2 separate regions of the Homo sapiens genome follow, and region 2 is linked to region 1. A link is a contact called in ENCODE Hi-C data. All regions are on one chromosome and are shown on one strand. The core of a region is the stretch at or near the end of the contact, and the rest is flanking DNA. Distances in the headings are between cores, read along the strand shown. Region 1 holds the start of MAN2A1 (mannosidase alpha class 2A member 1). Region 2 holds the start of TMED7-TICAM2 (TMED7-TICAM2 readthrough).

What was found. Hi-C counts contacts between places; a loop is a spot of excess contacts on that map. Pooled maps may share reads with other maps.
Region 2: a loop to region 1 is called in a map of B cell, with 10 times the contacts of the local background. The contact joins the promoter of TMED7-TICAM2 here to the promoter of MAN2A1 in region 1. A Hi-C loop is called at or near these places in 2 of 168 maps with a recorded cell type or tissue (B cell and CD8-positive, alpha-beta T cell) and 8 of 50 pooled maps.

What each region holds. Positions count from the first base shown.
Region 1 is chr5:109,688,179-109,691,176 of GRCh38, reverse strand. MAN2A1 (mannosidase alpha class 2A member 1) reads right to left here and starts at 1,250. Exons shown (of 22, transcript NM_002372.4): 1 at 625-1,250. The coding sequence starts at 759. MAN2A1-DT (MAN2A1 divergent transcript) reads left to right here and starts at 78. Exons shown (of 1, transcript NR_186543.1): 1 at 78-2,998. RefSeq lists silencers at 387-486, 897-1,106, 1,137-1,656, 1,667-1,956 and enhancers at 2,067-2,166, 1,926-2,594.
Region 2 is chr5:115,624,193-115,627,349 of GRCh38, reverse strand. TMED7-TICAM2 (TMED7-TICAM2 readthrough) reads left to right here and starts at 1,314. Exons shown (of 4, transcript NM_001164469.4): 1 at 1,314-1,749. The coding sequence starts at 1,558. TMED7 (transmembrane p24 trafficking protein 7) reads left to right here and starts at 1,314. Exons shown (of 3, transcript NM_181836.6): 1 at 1,314-1,749. The coding sequence starts at 1,558. RefSeq lists an enhancer at 1,249-1,418 and a silencer at 1,589-1,658.

The DNA of each region.
Region 1 (2,998 bases), core at 1-2,500:
GCGCTTCCCCACTCGGTTCCCCCTGTCTGCCACAAACAAACCAGATGTAATAGCTGAAGAATGACGACACTAAAATCAACCTAGAGATTCACATCTAAAAGGGCCGCAACACGAAATAAACTTCTCTCTCTTCAGAGGCAGCGGGGAAGAAAAAGAAAAAAAAGCCTAGGTGGGTTCGGTTTGATCCATTTCCGCGACTCCGTGCGCTCAGGGGCTCTGGGCTGGTGCGGGCGGCTTAACCCTGTGAGAGCCGAGAACGACCCCACCGGGATACGCGGGCCCCGGGCTGGCGGGGGGTGCCTCACGCCGCGCCCGTTCCCCCGCCAGCAGGTGCCCGAAGCCACCCCAACAGGCCGGGTGCGAATGCCGGAACATGGCCACTTTCCTGAGCGGGATGATGCCGCCGCCGCCGCCGCACGCCGCCCAGCACTTTGTTAACTTGGCGCGCCCGGGCGAGGTGGCTCCCAGGAGGTGATCATTGCCGTCCGAGAGCTACAGAGCCCCTGGCCTCGCCCAGCACGGGTGTGGGGCCGCGGCGGGAGGAAGAGGTTGGGTAGCAGCCGCTAACCAGGGGCCCGCACGCCTGGCCCCTCGGAGCCCCGCGCCCCCTTCCCAGGTGCTTACCTGAGGGAAGGAGCCCTCGCGGCGCGGGTTCCTGGGGTAGTCTAAGTGACCCCGGTCCAGCATCAGGTAGAGCGAGAAAATCACCACACAGAAGATCGCACTGCCGAACACGGTGAACTGGCGGCTTAACTTCATTTTCCTCGATAGACTCGGGGCCAGGACACTCTCCTCAGCCAAAGGAGACAGCGCACTGTGGACTCTAGGAAGCAGCCGCCGGAGGCTCCCTTCTCCCGGGCTGCGCGACCTCCGCGCTCTCGGATGCGGGTGCGAGTCCCCGCCTTGCTCCGCACCTAGTCTCCGGCGCCACCACACGCCCTTGGCCTTCGCCCTGGCCTGCCGCCCTCCCCGGGGTCGGGCGCCCCTCTCGAGGCGAGACTCGCCGGCAACTGGGAAGGGGGGCCCCCACAAACTTGATCGCAAGCTCAGCGCCGACCTCCGGCAGGGCGCGCGGGGCAGGCGGAGGAGAGGTCGCTGCCCGCACTTCCTGCCACCGCCGCCCCAACTGAGTCGGCAGGAAAAGTTTTCTCGACGAGGGCAGGCGTGTCCTCCTCACCCAGGGGAGGCGCGGGTTCGGCAGCTCCCGGGCCGGGGCCGCGCAGCTAGGTCAGAGAAGCGGAGGGGAAAGGAACAAGATCGCGAGGAGCCAAGCCCTACAACTTCTGGGCGGGACGGTCGGGCCCGCCCCCGCGGCACCGGCACCGCCCCCGCCTACCCCGACTGAGCCCCTTCGTGCTGCTGCCGCCGCCGCCGCCGACGCTGCGGCTGGGCCGATGTGCACCCCGGACTCCGGGGCTCACGGATTGATGAGTTTCCTCAGAGCTAGCGTCCGCTCGCCAGACTCTCCCGCCCCCCGCCGCCCCTACCTTCCCCCTCCCGGACCCAGGCTCCGCGGGGAGGCGCAGGGGGCGGGCGGCGGCAACGCGGAAAGAAGGAAAAGGAGAGCAGGGAGGAAAGGACCGTCCCCGGAGAGAAGCCCGCTCCAGCTGCAGCCGCTAGCCCCCTCCCTCTTTCCCGCCCCACAAACGCGGAGATGGCGGCGGAAGCGGCGAAAGGAAGCGCCGGTTCTCCAGCGCCACTTGGCGCTCCAGCACCGCCCGCCACGAGCAGGAGGAGACAGCGGCGGCGCAGCAGCCGCTGGGTCAATAGGCGCCCGCAGCGCCTGAGCCGAGCGGGCGGCTGGCCCCGCCCCCTCCCGACGCTCCGAGATGAGGGGGCGGGCCCCACGGCGCCCAATCACAGCGCGTCGCCCGGCGGACCCGCCCCGCGCCTGCCTCCCAGTGTCCCGGCGATAGGAAGACCTCACAGGGCTCTTGTGACCTGGCAGGCAGCTTTCTGGGAGTTGAGGCCTTCGGGGGCGTTCAGGCGCCAGCACCCCCACGTCCAACAGGGGTTGAGCTTACACCCCACTTCCCTTTGTTGCTCAGGTTTCCTATCCTAGGACACTCGGGCCTGGCGTGCCTGGAAGAGTACTTGGTGACGGGCTGGAGGAAATGCAAGAGAAGAGGGCTTGCACATTCTCTTCGGGCTCACTATTTCCTCCTTTGGTGACAGCCTGTTAAAACCTGGGGGAAAGGAGACTGACAAAGGGCCGTCCAGGCACATGTAGAAACATCTGACTACGAAATCCATGAGTGTAATCTGAGAAGTGATGCTTCTGCCAGTTATTGATTTATTGCCTCTCAGCTCCAAATTCGCCCTTTTTGACTGCACTGTAAAAACGGATCTGAGCCTTTTAAACAGTTTTTCGTTTGCCTTCTGGGACTGAAGCTTTATCAGCAGAGGGCGCTGAAGAGACATTACAGAAAAAAAGGATTTTGCTTCCTGATTTCTGTGTATTGATAAGCTTTTGCAGCATACCTGGCTTTCTCCACTGCCAAGGTCCTATAGTGCTCAGTAACTAGCAATTTCCTCTCACATGCCCAACTCTAGGAGCTTTGTAGAGGAGGTGAGACACTACCCCATGAATAACTTCCCTGGCACCCTAGAGGCATTTGCAGCAAGTTGCAGAGGGCACATCTTCCACAAGCTTTGCAGACGTAGCCCAATGGTGACTTCTCTGCCATTCAGTGAGCCAGGTCATGCCCTCTCCAAAAACGTCTAGATCTTAGCCCTGGGAGGAATTGGGGAGGTTCTTCATTGGGCACTCTGTCTCTCAACCCAAGAGTTAGTTATAAGGTTAGCTCCTTATAGCTGCTGTTGCTATATTCTTTAAAGTTCTCTTCTTGCTAGTGAATCCTTCATTACTCTAATCCTCTATTATAGTTAACAATTCTTTTTATTAAGCCTTCCCTGTCCCGGGAGTAGTCCCAAGAAATAGACCTGCAAAGATGGGATTAAAGGTCAGTTTGATTGAGGTTTTGAGCTTTAGCTCCTT
Region 2 (3,157 bases), core at 65-2,564, 5.9 Mb before region 1:
TACATAAATAACACATCTTTTAATAAAAATATTTTCGAAATAAAAATTTAGCAAGAAGAGTGACCTTATTTTTGTAAATCTTTCATATCTAGATTTAAGGAAGAAGCTGGGTGCTCATTTCCTTTGATATTCAATCTGTTATGCTGTTTTGGTTGAAATATATAATGAAAATCCAGCTTCATACAGATCATTACATACCCTCTGAAAGGGTTTCAGGAGGCTTCTGGGGACTTCAGAGCAACACTTGAGAACCACTGCTCTAAAGCATATACTCCATAAATATATGTAAAATGGAATTTCCAGGCTGTGGCTACATATTCCAGGCTATATATATATATATATATATACATATATACACACACACACACACACACTGTATATAGGTGTGTGTGTTCTGTGTGTGTATACATATATTCTACTTTATTAGATAATGGCACATTGTTTTCCAACTTGATTAACCAATTTACTTTTTCACTAGCAGTGTATAAGAGGTTTTGTGGCTCTATAAGTCGACCAATATCTGTTATTGTTACACTTAAAATTTTTGCCTATCTTGTGGTATGTAATGTATTGATTGCACTGTGACGTTTAATTTAACAAAAGTTCATCTAGTGCTTGCTATGTACCAACCACTTCTAGGTACTTTTTCCAAATATTGGTACTTTGTAATAATTCTCTATGGTAGGTGCTATTATCTCCATTCTACAGATACACACTGAGGCAGAGAATTTAAGCAAGTGGCCGGACGTCACACAGCCAGTACGTGGCAAAGCAGGGATTAAGCACTCCTGCAGTCTGCTCTTAGAATTCGCGCTCCTTGCCCAGCTGCTTCCCCCAAATATTTATTATTACTTATGAGAAAACTCCGCAAATTGCAAAGCGCTCTACCACCAACGATTAGCACCCTAGGGCAAAATGAGCCCTTTACCACTCCCTAGATGCTCCCCAGCGCTAAGTTCCCAGCGGAGGTTGCAGTGAGCGCAGATCGCGCCACTGCACTCCAGCCTGGGTGACAGGGCGAGACTCTTGTCTCAAAAAAAAAAAAAAAAAAACAACAAAAAAAGCCAGTGATTGGAGCGTAATTACCCTCGCCAACCGCCTGTAACCACGGCGGCCGCCACGCCCCGTTTCCTGGTCTCGCCCCTCTCCGCCCACGACTCTGGCCCCGCCCCTCGTCCCAGGCTGCAACGGAGGCAGAGCCAACGCCTCGCGGGCTTCCACGTACGCACTCCAACGCGTGTTCCCGGAGAAGAACGCATCCGGGTCACGGGAGCCGGTGTCTCAGGCTCCGCCCCTTCACCCCCCGAAAGGCTAATCCCCACTTCCGACCCTCTCAGGCCTTTTCCGCTTCTCTTTTACCTCCCCAGGTCCGCCCGTCTGCGCCCCTCACAGGAAGCCGGAGGGTCGCTCTGATCCCGAATCTCCCACAGGCGTGAACCTGCTCTGCTGTGTATCTTTGCGGGGTGGCCTGCGCTGAGGCCTGCCGCGCGCGGTGAGTCCGCGCAGACCTGACCCTGCGTCTCGCAGCTCGGTTGAGGCCGCCGCCGCCTTCTCGGGATGCCGCGGCCGGGGTCCGCGCAGCGCTGGGCGGCCGTCGCGGGCCGTTGGGGGTGCAGGCTGCTCGCACTGCTGCTACTGGTGCCTGGACCCGGCGGCGCCTCTGAGATCACCTTCGAGCTTCCTGACAACGCCAAGCAGTGCTTCTACGAGGACATCGCTCAGGGCACCAAGTGCACCCTGGAGTTCCAGGTATCAGGGGCCTAGCAGTCCCTGGGCCCCAACTCGCGGCTCCAGGATTGGGGGTGTAACTTGAGGGATGGCACTTTCCTGTCCGTGTTTCCCCGTTCTTAGGCTAATTCAAAAATCGCTTCTAGGTAGCTGATGCCCAGCATTTGACTTTCCTCTAATAAACCTTGGGTGAGAGATGTTAAGACCGGGTGTTAAAATATATGAATTCCAGAAATGCTCCCTTTAGCATTTCTTTCCATCTCATTTTTAAGGCCTATTGAACTTTCTTCCTTAAAAGATTCCCTTAAAGAAAATCATTTATACTCTGTAGTACCCAGTGTCAACCCTCTACTCTCTAATCCACACCTCCAATTTAATTGGATTTGGAGTGCTGCCAATGTCTAACTTCATTGCTTTTCAGTTTTACCAATATTAGGACTGTTGGTTAATACGGTCCTTGTCATTGGAAGAGCTCCATTACAGGTTGAACGGCCATTTGCCAAGGGAGTTGTAGAAAGAATTGCTGTGATAAATGAGAGGCCCCTTCTGATATTTGGGATTATATAAAAAAGAAACTTTAACAGAATGTGGTTTATTCGGTTGGTTAGAACAGTCTTTACTGAGCTTCAATTTTGGTTGGTAGGCGCATTTAACATTTGAGTAGCTATTGAATACTAGGTGCCAGTGGTACAGAAGTGGTCGAAACAGATAGGGTCACTGCCATCATTCATGATTCCCCTCTCACCCTGCTTTTCTTAACTGGTATCTGCTCATTCATCAGAACTGTGCCTTAAGAGCAGTAAGTAGGATCCATGAAGGAAGACTTCCTTTGGAAAATTATTTTAAGCTGAACTTTAAAGGATGAGCTATAAACACCTTGGTAAGGGAGGAGGGGGAATAGCCTGTGGTAGTAGTGAACACTGAGAATTTCAGGGCCATAGAGAGAGGTCCAATATGGTTGGGAATAAGGAGCCAGAGCAAGGGGGTCAGCAGGGGCAGGCCAGATAGTGTCTTGCTGACCATGTTAAGGATTTGTTTTTCCTGAAAGTGTAGGAAGCCATCAGAGGGTTATAAGCAGTTCAGTGATATGACGAGAATATTCTTGGTAGCTGCATTAATAATAACTTGTGCAGGTAGAGAAGTGATGGTAAGATGTTGCAGAGCGGATGTGGAAGGCTGATTAGGAGGTTATTATGGTGGTCTAGACAAGAAATGATAGTGGCTTAGAGTAGAGTGATAGCAGTGGGGTAAATGAAAAGTGAAAGGATTGGAGAGAAGGTAGTAGGTAGAATCAACAGGACTTGGTAATGATTTGGCTATAGTGGGTCAGGGAGGGGAGGCCAAGGATGACCCTTAGGCTTACTTACCTTCATGGATTAGCACCAGGGGACAGAAAAGAAGATAGCAGGAATTGTGATAAAAAGTATAA